2 separate regions of the Homo sapiens genome follow, and region 1 is linked to region 2. The links are chromatin contacts, found by Hi-C or POLR2A ChIA-PET in ENCODE. All regions are on one chromosome and are shown on one strand. Each heading gives the region's core, a stretch centred on a gene start or an enhancer-like site at or near the end of the contact. The rest is flanking DNA. Distances are from core to core; before and after follow the strand shown. Region 1 overlaps MRPS27 (mitochondrial ribosomal protein S27). Region 2 has its middle 110 kb from the start of CARTPT.

Region 1 (5,031 bases), core at 2,451-4,950, 410 kb before region 2:
TGTGTCTGTGGATCACAATAGCAAACAATAGCAACTTCTGCAATGATATTTTGCCTCCCTGGTGTTCAAACTTCTTCAGTTAAGCCTGTCTGGAATCTATTTAACTATTATACATCAAAGCTTTTTTTTTTTTTTTTTTTTTTTTTAAATGAAAATGGTGGGGGTGGAACCAGAGAGGAAAACCTGTATCTTTGCCAAGGAGCCCTCTCTCCTTCCCCTATGACTCATACTTAGGAAAGCTGAGGGACTTTGGAAAGCTGCCTGAGTCACATTGAGGCAGGTCTCCTGGCACTTTCAGACACTTTTTAAATTTTCTCAGGCAGTAAAAGATGTTTTTCAAATTGTTCATTCCCTCTTTCTGGGCCAGCCTAAAAGCTTTTGTTTAGCTAAAGTATGGCTTTTTTATGCAAGATTTGCCAGCCAGAACAGATGAACCCGGAACTTTGTATTTGGTTTATTACTAAAGAAACAGCTCTTTCATATTCAGAATTGTAACTGTTCCTTCTTATGATTGTCATCCTATTAAAAGGAATTGCCTCTGGTACTTAACCTTCCTATGACATGAAGTTTGCATTTGGTCATTGTTAAGAATTTTCTTAGCATATTTTGTTTGTATAATTTCAAATATTCAGTTTTTAAAAATTTGGTTTTTGGTATGAGAGACTAGCTTGAGCTAAATAGAGGAGCTGCCTATTAAATGTATTATAGTCATACTGAGTTTTACTATTTGGCAGCAGAAGAAAGAAAGGTCACCTTAATTTTTCTGTCTTTACATGTAAACAACTAAGGGTTTTTGTTTGTTTGGTGAGTGGTAAAGTAAACCTTTCTAAAAACCAATTGGACTCACAAATAATAAGTCTCAATTTTTAAATATCTTTCCTTTTTAAACTACAAATAGTCATTATGTTCCAAAAACTGTCAAGTAATTTCTTAATATCTCTATGCCCACCCTATCCTACTCCCCTTTTTTTAGAGTTCAACCATTTCTGCTATAGGAATTGCCAGATAACAGAGGTTTGATAAAGTAACAGTATATAAAACAATAATTTATATTATGTAGGAAAATTACTTTGGATGACTTTCTTAGATATAAGATGAATTGCACTGAAATATTTGAGTAGAAAATAAAATGCTTTACTAATGGAGTGATCAATTGCTGAAAATTTTATTTTCTATAAAACTTGATCTTCAGTTATAATGTACTTTAGGGACCTTAAATTTAACTTTAGCTGATTTTATCATTTCACCTTGAAATTTTAGATGCCAATTTGCAGGGCCCACCATTCCCATAATAATAATCTCTGTTGCCTGCCCAAAGTGGGTACCATATGGTGGGGGAATGGAGGCTAGTGGAATAAAGTAAAATCAGCTGTGGACTGAATGGTTGCTCGTTTATCTTTGAGTCTTTATTCACTTGTTTGTATCACTGCCATTTTTCTGGTTTAATAGAAACTTGTATATGACTGATGTTTTAATGAGTAGATATAGGCTTATTGTCTTTTACAGTCATTAAACTTAAGTGCTGGAAGGAGTTCCGGGGGTCTGGTCTAGTCCAGAGTTCAAGTGTATTTTGTTTGGCCCGTAAGCTGTGTTTTTATAAACAGTATAATGAAATCACTTTGCTTGATTGTAATACAAGCAGCTTTGTACCTATTGTCTTACATGATTCATGCATTTATATTAACTGACTGGCCCCTGTAGACAGTTGAGTTTGTGATCCAGATAACCGTACCTCTTCATTTTACAGTTGCAGGAACTGAAACCCTGAAGGATCAAGTGACTTTCCAAAGTTAAACAGCTAGTTCAGGGCAATTCCAGAACTGTTTTACACTGAGTTTATTTTTCTGTTGATTCTGCTCCTAAATTTAGAAGAGATGTTTATTTTTCGCTGTTAGAGACCTTTGTGAAACCACAAAAATGTTTTTTAAAGATGTCCTACAAATAAGTTGAGAGGCAATGGTGGAATAATGAAAGTGAGGGGTCTAATTTAGGTCCTATTGCTAACTATCTTGGGGAAATCATTTTATCTCACTATATACATCAAGATTCCTCCTCTATAAAGTAAAGGAATTAGATTACATAATTTTACGTCACCTAGAACAGGGCTAGTAAATTCTCAATAAATAGTCTAGTGTACAATAGATATTGAAAGTCCCTACCAGCACTAAATTAAAGATTCTCTAATTCAGTATTAACTTTTTGTCTCTCCCTTATCCCCAGTTTACTTGGCCTAGGTTGCTTTCAAAGCCTCTTCCAGGGTTGAAAGGAGTCTGTTTTTTTATTGAATTCCTGTTAGGGAAATTCTTTGAACCCATGTACTCTGGCTTCTGTCCTCAACTTAACGGCTTCACTCTCCTAGCAGCTTGTCTGTTCCCTCAACTTGCATTAAAGAATCCATGTATCATCCTTGATGTATTGTGAGAAGGAACAGTAGGGGGAATAAGTGAGGACTAGGTGGCTTTCCACAATGACCACATACTACTCCACTTCCTCTGCCATCTTTCATCTCCTCCTGCCTTGTACAAAAAAGGCAGCATTTCTTCTTGGCTTCAACTTTATTTTAGCCAGGATACTTCACAACCAGAAGTGAATTACTGTTTCAAATATAAATAATCCTCATGAATTTCAGCATGCATGATGGGTATTTATGCAGTCTTAGCAGGCCGAGTCACTGTTGCCAAATTATCAGGCACCTACTTGAGTCCTTGTTCACTTGTTTGTAGACGCAAAATGATAGATAACTTGTCCCCTGCCTTTTAAGAGCTTAAAAGCTTAATAGAGGAGTCAGTAGAGTTACAGAAATAGAAACTAGCTATGAATTGGATTGTATCACTGGAAGTATGTCCAACCTTCCTTTTGCTACAAACAAAGAATGCCTAGGGATTCAACTTTTTCATGTGTTAGAGAATCAGAATGTTTAAAATACTGAGATGCTTTTCTTCTTTAATAAAAATCTAATTCTTAAGAAATCCTGATTAGTACTGAGCTTCTCTTCCCTCAGAAATACCCCTAAAGAAATCCGTAATCTCACATACAAACACATATAAATCTGCTCAACACTGGCTTAATTCTTTTCTGCTTTTACCCTGGTGTGCTTCATCTCCTGGGCCAGGCTCTTTGCCTGCTCATTTCTTTTGTGGCAGACTTAATCCTGACAACTTCACTAAGCCTAGCATACTCCAGAAATTCTGGTTTTTATTTCTATTCTATTCCTTTGTTTTCCTCCTTTTTTTTCTTTCTCACCTTTCTTTTTCCCAGAATTATTCAAAACCAGTGTTTAATTAATATATGTGATTTTCCTATCTTAATCATTGTATTATTTGTGATTTTGCAGAAATTTTATCTGCAGTTCCTAGCCAAAGCTTTAGGAGACATCAGGAAATGTTTGCATGTATTTAAAACTGGCTCATTTATTGCTCATAAATTTCCTACTCAAAAACCAAAATATTTCGCTTATCTCTGTCCAAACCAAGCCAGTTTCCATAACTTTATATGCTTTTATAAACAGGACTGGTTCCGGGATCCAGTTTTTCTCAACATCCTGCTGTTCCTAGGTAAAGGCCCTCTGTAGCCTAACCTTGGCCTTCAGTAACTGCCTCTCAGTCATGAAGCTGACCTGTGAGCCAGTGTGTGTATAGCTTTAGAGAGGCTGGAGAAGTCTTACCAGCTGCTTCTGGGTGCAGTTTCACTGATAGGTCAGGTGGTGGCCACAAAGCCATTTTCTGCTTTTAGGACCATCTCCAGATGGGCACCTCAGTGATGACTGTAAATACTTGTTTCTTCTCCCATTCTCCCCACAAGTAATCCTCCCTGGTTATCTACACATATTGCTCTTTGGAGGCTGATAAAATAGTGTTCCAGGCTTTAGACAAAGAACACAACTGACTTCATTCTGACTGCCTCCCTTATGTACCATGAAAGTAAGAGAGAGAGAGAGAGAGAGAGCAGCAGAGCTTACAGTCTGTCTATAGGTATTTTTTCTGTATCAGAAAGGGAGAGATGTCATCTTTAAGATAGGAGTTAGGGCTAGGCATGATGAGAGGCCAAGGCAGGAAGATCACTTGAGGCCAGGAGTTTGAGATCAGCCTGGTCAACATAGCAACACTTCCGTCTCTACTTAAAAAAACAAAAAAAAATTGGAATTAAAGGAAATTAGTAGATCAGTGGGTAAAGAATATAGATCACCATGCCTGAGCAAAAGGTAGCTACTCAGTAAATACTTAAATGAAGCAGAAATATGTCTTCTAGACTGAGAGTTAGATCTGGCAAAACAGCAGGCAGATCAGAGAGCAGGGAGAGAGAATAATGTGGTGACATGCATCCTACTTTTGATTGCTTTCTGTTTCATGAGAGGATGTGGATAATAAGAATAACTCTCCTGGAGTAGTTTCTAGTATGTCATATTTATACCAGTGTGTTTCCAGGTGAAATGCTAAGGGCCTCTTTTTTAAGCCCTTGGTCTGACAAATTCAGACTTTGATATCTAACAAGTCCCTCTGTTATCTATCTTCATTTCAAAAAATGTGTTGTTATGCTGCATTTATTTAGCACTCCACATCTGCAAAATTCTATGCCCCTGTTATTCTCTACCAAAAATCTACTTACTCATCACCCTTTTTAGATTAGCAGGCAGGGATTCCAGAAGGTCTAATGACTATATGTAGGGCTCAAAAAAAAAACTACTCACAAGCTGAGTTTTAATTTTTTCAAATTCTTCTGGGAAATTGACAGAATATACATTATAAACCAACCAATAGATGATATTGTGGTGGTTTTATTATCTTATTTGCTTTTCCTCTTACAAAATTAATAACTCTAGATCTGGAAAGGGACCCAAGGAGGTTACCTATATAAAATTTGCTTAAATTGACCAGCAAACCCTGGAGAGGTTGACTACAAAGGGGGCTTATCTTGATTGTGGTCATGATTATGCAACTGGATGCATTTGTCAAAATTCATAGAACTGTAAACTGAACGTATGAATTTTTTTGTTTGTACATTGTATCTCTGTAAACTTGACTTTAATTTTTT
Region 2 (5,673 bases), core at 306-2,805:
CTTTTTTTTTTTTTTTGAGACGGAGTCTTGCTCTGTCACCCAGGCTGGAGTGCAGTGGCGAGATCTCGGCTCGCTGCAAGCTCCGCCTCCTGGGTTCACGCCATTCTCCTGCCTCAGCCTCCCGAGTAGGTGGGACTATAGGCGCCTGCCACCATGCCTGGCTAATTTTTTGTATTTTTAGTAGAGACGGGGTTTCACCGTATTAGCCAGGATGGTCTCGATCTCCTGACCTCGTGATCTGCCCGCCTCAGCCTCCCAAAGTGCTGGGATTACAGGCTTGAGCCACTGCGCCCGGCCTATATATCCTTCTTAACGAAGGAAAGAGGGTTTGGGCCTCAGGAAAAATAAATTAACTGAAAGTGACTAGGAAATACATGAGAGAACTAATGAAAAATAAGGGTTATTTTAGTAAGGTTTGTTTATGCAGACTTGGTGCCGGCTCTCCATCACCAGCGATAACAGTCGTGTTCCTCATCCTGGTTTAGGAGAGGGGAACTTATACCACCTTCACCAGGGGAAACTCATGCCCTGCTTTTAGACAGATAAAGGGAGAGCAGAGACCTCTTCCTGTATATGTTGATCTTTAACTGCCTTCAGCTCAAAATAATCCTTAAGCTAAAGAGGTGCGTTTTGAGGTGGCATATCCTGATCTCCTTCAACATAAAGACTAGCTAATGTATGTTGATGGTGAAACCGATGGCCTAGATTTCACAAGCGCCTCACACTGACCCACGGGGCCATCTGTTCACCAGTATGTGAAGCAGGTCATAATGAAGGAAAAAGGTTTGAAAACTACAGTGATCTAGGGGAACTTAGTACAACAACTTTTCAGGAAACTTTTTGGCATGTATATCGCATGAGTGGAGGCTATGGGTAGTAGGAGTTGAGGGAGGTCAGCAGCTGCCTGTAACTGACTGACCACTGGTGTAGTGGGAGGACCACTCAACTGGGTGGGATGATGGAATGGTCCACCTTTTATAGGCATTGCACTTTTCTGAGCTTCACTTCCCTCACCCATCACATAAGCATCCTATTAGGTTAGTGCAAAAGTAATTGCGGTTTTTGCCATTACTTTTCATGTCAAAACCGCAAATACTTTTGCACCAATCTAATAATACCTTCCACAGAGCACTGTGAGGGTTAAATAAAGTAGTGCCAGCGGAAAGAAAACTGAGAAACATAGGATCATTCTTACAGTTTCCTCACTGCATTCTTTTACCCAAATCACTTTTCAGGGATTCCTGAAACATGAATTTAAAGATTACCAATAAGTAGGCTGTAAATCTCCAGTGCTTAGTAACTAACGCCAAGAGTAACTGGGAAAGATTTGCTTTATTTGTTTTTGTGTTTTGGAATTTTATTTATGTGTTTTGCTTTGCTTTGTTTTTAGGAAGGCCAGGAAGAAGAAGGGAGAGGAAATATTTACAGACAGCAAATAGGCTTTTCCTGAGAAATCTATGGTGACCAGGGAAGCAGCTAGACAAATGCCCAAGTTTCATTTCTGTCTCATTCCTCCTGGGTTTAGTCCCCAGGGAGGAGTTTGGGACTCAGGCCAACCCAAGCCACAAGCCAGGCTCACTCAGGACTATTTATAGAGCTGGGTTGTTGGGTAGCTCTCTTTCTACATGAATATTTCCAGCTCTTTCTGATTCAAAACAGCTCTTGACAGCCCTGGCCCATAACAGTGTATGTTTAAGTGCTTTTACATATCAATATCCTGGCTCTCACTGGATGCATAAATTAAAACAATGTTAGTCTTTCTGGTTTATTCCATTGAGTAAAATAAATTAGTCAGTAGTAACCATGCATTGTTCTCCTTTGTATTATAAGGAGAAATATTTAGCTTTGTTGTCACTGACTTAGCCTTTTCCATCTCCTAGAAAGATAAAAACCCATCTGTAACAAAGGCTTCAACTGTACTTGTTTTAAGCATGTTCTAAGATTCCTCCTCTCCCTTAAAAAGGATTCTGAGATTACAGTGTCTCCTCTCTCCAATTTAGACGGCATTATGAATTATGGATATACCATCCGCTGAGGCCACCAGTCACCGGTATTGAACAGTTTTGATGAAATACTGTGACCAGCTTAAATTGTTTTTCAGAGACTCAAATAGACTATTGATAAAACAGCTCCAGCTGCCAGACCCACCCCCTGGTAATGAGTGTGTCTTTATTTGGTGAGAAAGTGTGGGCTTGCTAGGCTAGCCTTGAATTGTCACCAAAAGTGAAGAAGGGAATGGAGATAGAGACCTCATGGGACTAAGGATGAGAGGCCCTTAAATCCTCTTTTTGGGGGCTTATCTTGCACAAGGATGAATTGACTGGGGAAAGAGCAGCACTTATTCTCAGTGTTTTCCTTCTGGCTATGTGACATAAAAATCTACACTAATATCAATTTTCATGGGTAACTAGTGACCCAAGTGACACCAAAATGAATTTCTTAGTAGTAAAAATGTATCATATTGAAAAACAACTTTTCAGAAGAGTGGCCTAGAACCTCACAGGCTTTAAACATCTATTTGTTATAGTATAAGGTGCTGCCACAATATCAGGCCGTACTACATACTTGCTATTCTATTTTTCTAAATTTGTATGTAAACTTGAAACCCAAAACCTGAGAATAGAGGTCAACCGAGTCATGGAGTCCCAAGATTTCCTTCATATCTTCCTCATATTTTTTCTTTTCATATTTGTTTTCCTTTTCAAATTACAAAACTGATAAATGTCGTGCAGAAAATTTGGAAAACACTATAATCCACACTCAGAGGTAACTATTATTAACGGATACGGTTTGGATCTGTGACCCCATCCAAATCTCATGTTGAAATATAATCTCCTTTGCTGGAAGTGGGCCTGGTGGGAGGTGATTTGATCATGGAGTGGTTCTCTCATAAATGGTTTAGTACCATCCCCTTGGTGCTGTTCTTGTGATAGTGAGTCCTCATGAGATCTGGTTGTTGAAGTGTGTGGCACCTCCCCCATCTCTCTTCCTCCTTCTCGGGCCATGTGAAGTACCTTGTTCCCCTTTCGCCTTCTGCCATGATTGGAAACTTCCTGAGGCCTCCCCAGAAACGGAAGCCACCAAGCTTCCTGTACAGCCTGCAGAATCATGAGCCAATTAAACCTCTTTTCTTTATAAATTACCCAGTCTTAGGTATTTCCTTACAGTAATGTGAGAACAGACTAATACGTTAACATCGTATGTCCTTCTAGTCTTTTTTCTTTGCCCATATATGCAGATATACTGTTATACATATATGCATATTTTTTTACAAAACTGATGACATACTCTATATTTTATTTTATTTTATATATAACTTTGTCACTTAGTAAATTATTTTGTAAACATTTTTCTAAGGTGGTACATTTGATTTTTACTGGCTATATAGTAGTCCATCACATGGGTGGACCATAACTTACTTAACAAATCCACTATATCAATATGTTAGGTGGTGTCATTATTATAAAAATTCTATGATGAACATCCTTTTGCGTATATATTTGGCCATAACTCTGCTAATTTCTTTAGGATGAGTTCCATAAGGCATAATTTAAGGCTTTAGTCATAGTATCATCAGGAAATGATGCAGCAGCTAACCCTCCCTCAACTATGTATTAAAGTGCCTGTTTTGCCAACATCCCCATCATGGCTGGATATTGTAATTTTTAAATGATAACTTGTCAGTTTGATACCAAAAAGTAAAAATGGAAATAATATCTCATTGCTTTCACTTTCACTTTTTGTTTCTTAAAGACTCTATTGTATATACTATTTATTAATATTTTTTCTTTTGTGACTAGTTCATTTGTATTATATGCCATTTTTATACTGATCTGTTTATATATTTTTCACAGATTTGCAGGAGCTCTTCATTAAAAAAATCAGAATGACATCAGCAAGATGGCTGAATAGAGACAGTTGGCAATCATCTCTGCCAAGAAAAAGGACCAAGGCAATGAATAAACAGCTAAGGTATGACTGGAGTGTAGAAGAGACAGCACTGGAGTGCAGTGGGAGTGGAGGCACCTCCATGCAGCCCCATCTCTTTCACCAGAACAAGTTGGCCTGGAGACAGGAGGTAGTTCTCCTTGCAGGGAAATGGTAAGCAGAAGAATGCCACCAGCACCCGTTGCCACTGAAAACACTTACAGTTCTTACAACAGGAGAAACACACAGTCCTCACAAGCCCTGAGCCCATTTTGGAGAGCTGCCAGGAATTCACACAGCTACAGTGTTCTGGATTAGGAGCACAAGGTGTGCACTCTCCATACCCCATCCAGCCGCTGTGAGCCAAGCTATAGCAACATGGTGCCATGTTGAGACCAGAGCCACCTCTGGAGTGTGCCTTCCCTGAGGGCCAGTAGCTACTGTACCTGTCCAACACTGGGGCTCCATCTTCATTGCATCAAGCCCACATGGGTGGCTGAACGCCACAACCCCAGCCTGAGCCGATCATCAGCTGAGACTCTGGTCCTACACACCAGGGAACAAACCCATACACATACACTTCCAGCTAGAGGAACAGTCTGCCAGTCCCACCCAGGACAAACCCACACTTGAGCTAGCCGAACTACTGTGTGTCCTCCCCTGAGTGGGAGAAGTCCCTGAGTTACCAAGAAGCTGATATGCCCCCAAAGCCAGTGGTGTAGTTTCATGCTTGTGCTCAGGGCCTGAGAAACAGCCCAGTGGCATCCACCTGCCCGCCTTGGACACATCCCTAGCCTGCCCAAAGGCCTCATGCCCACATCTCAGGCTTGAGAAACAACCATACAGTCCATGCCCAGAAGACATGTTCCCAGGCCAGCTGAGCAGCCGTGCACCTGTGTCCCAGGCCACAGAAACAGCCCCATGGGCTGTGCCTCACAGGCATACCCCAAGGTTGACTGAGCAGCTGTGCACCCTCATCCCAGGCCAGAGAAATATCCCATGGGCCAGCCTCAACAGACATGCATCCAGGCTAACCAAGAAGCTATACAGCCATGTCCTGGGCCTGAGAAACAGTTCTAGAGACTTCCCCTGGCAGACATACTCTCAGGCTTACCTAGAAACCGCATGCCCATGCCCCCTGCCAGTGTAATAACCCCATGGTCCCAACCCCAACAAGCCAGACCCCAAGTTGGCTGACCTGCTGTGTGCACACATGTGCCCCTAACCTGAGAAACAGCCCAGTGACCCAGTGAGCCCACCCCCAACAAAGCCACACCACCACCATCACAAACTCTCTCAGCCTAGGCCACTGAGACACTCACAAGCATTGCTAGTGTGGATTGCAGCTGAAGAAACTACACAGAGACTACACAACTGTGTCCACCTAGAACCAAAGACAACACACTCCAACCAACACCCAAGACCCATATATATGAATAAGTCTTTCCCTGTGAAACCTACTCCATAAAATTGGAAGAAGCGACTATTCCACCAGATGTATAGAAATCAACTTTAAAACACATCAAACATAAAAAAGCGAAGAAATATCATGCTTCCAAAGAAACACAATAATTCTTCTGTAGCAGACCCAATCATAAGGAAATAAACAAAATGACAGAAAAGGAATTCAAAATAATAATCTTAAGGAAACTAAGTGAGATACAAGAGAATACAGATAGACTATTCAGTGAAATCAGGAAAACAATGTATTATTTGACTGAGAACTCCAACAAAGAGATAGATATA

What was found. A loop is a pair of places that touch in the nucleus more often than their neighbours do. ChIA-PET counts read pairs that join two places held with the same protein, here RNA polymerase II (POLR2A). Pooled maps may share reads with other maps.
Region 1: a pooled map shows a loop between it and region 2 (2.7-fold over the local background). The contact joins two enhancer-like sites. A Hi-C loop is called at or near these places in 1 of 50 pooled maps. POLR2A ChIA-PET finds 5 or more read pairs at or near these places in 2 of 52 experiments (PC-9 and RWPE1).

What each region holds. Positions count from the first base shown.
Region 1 is chr5:72,243,785-72,248,815 of GRCh38, reverse strand. All of the region lies in intron 4 of MRPS27 (mitochondrial ribosomal protein S27), which reads left to right. Among named protein-coding and RNA genes, the nearest start is that of MRPS27, 74 kb to the left of the region's middle. RefSeq lists a silencer at 3,520-3,814. Within about 2 kb of position 3,700, at least 8 of the 41 ENCODE cell types and tissues checked have a DNase peak (open chromatin) inside an H3K27ac peak, as active enhancers do.
Region 2 is chr5:71,826,758-71,832,430 of GRCh38, reverse strand. No RefSeq gene overlaps it. Among named protein-coding and RNA genes, the nearest start is that of CARTPT, 110 kb to the right of the region's middle. Within about 2 kb of position 1,555, at least 17 of the 41 ENCODE cell types and tissues checked have a DNase peak (open chromatin) inside an H3K27ac peak, as active enhancers do.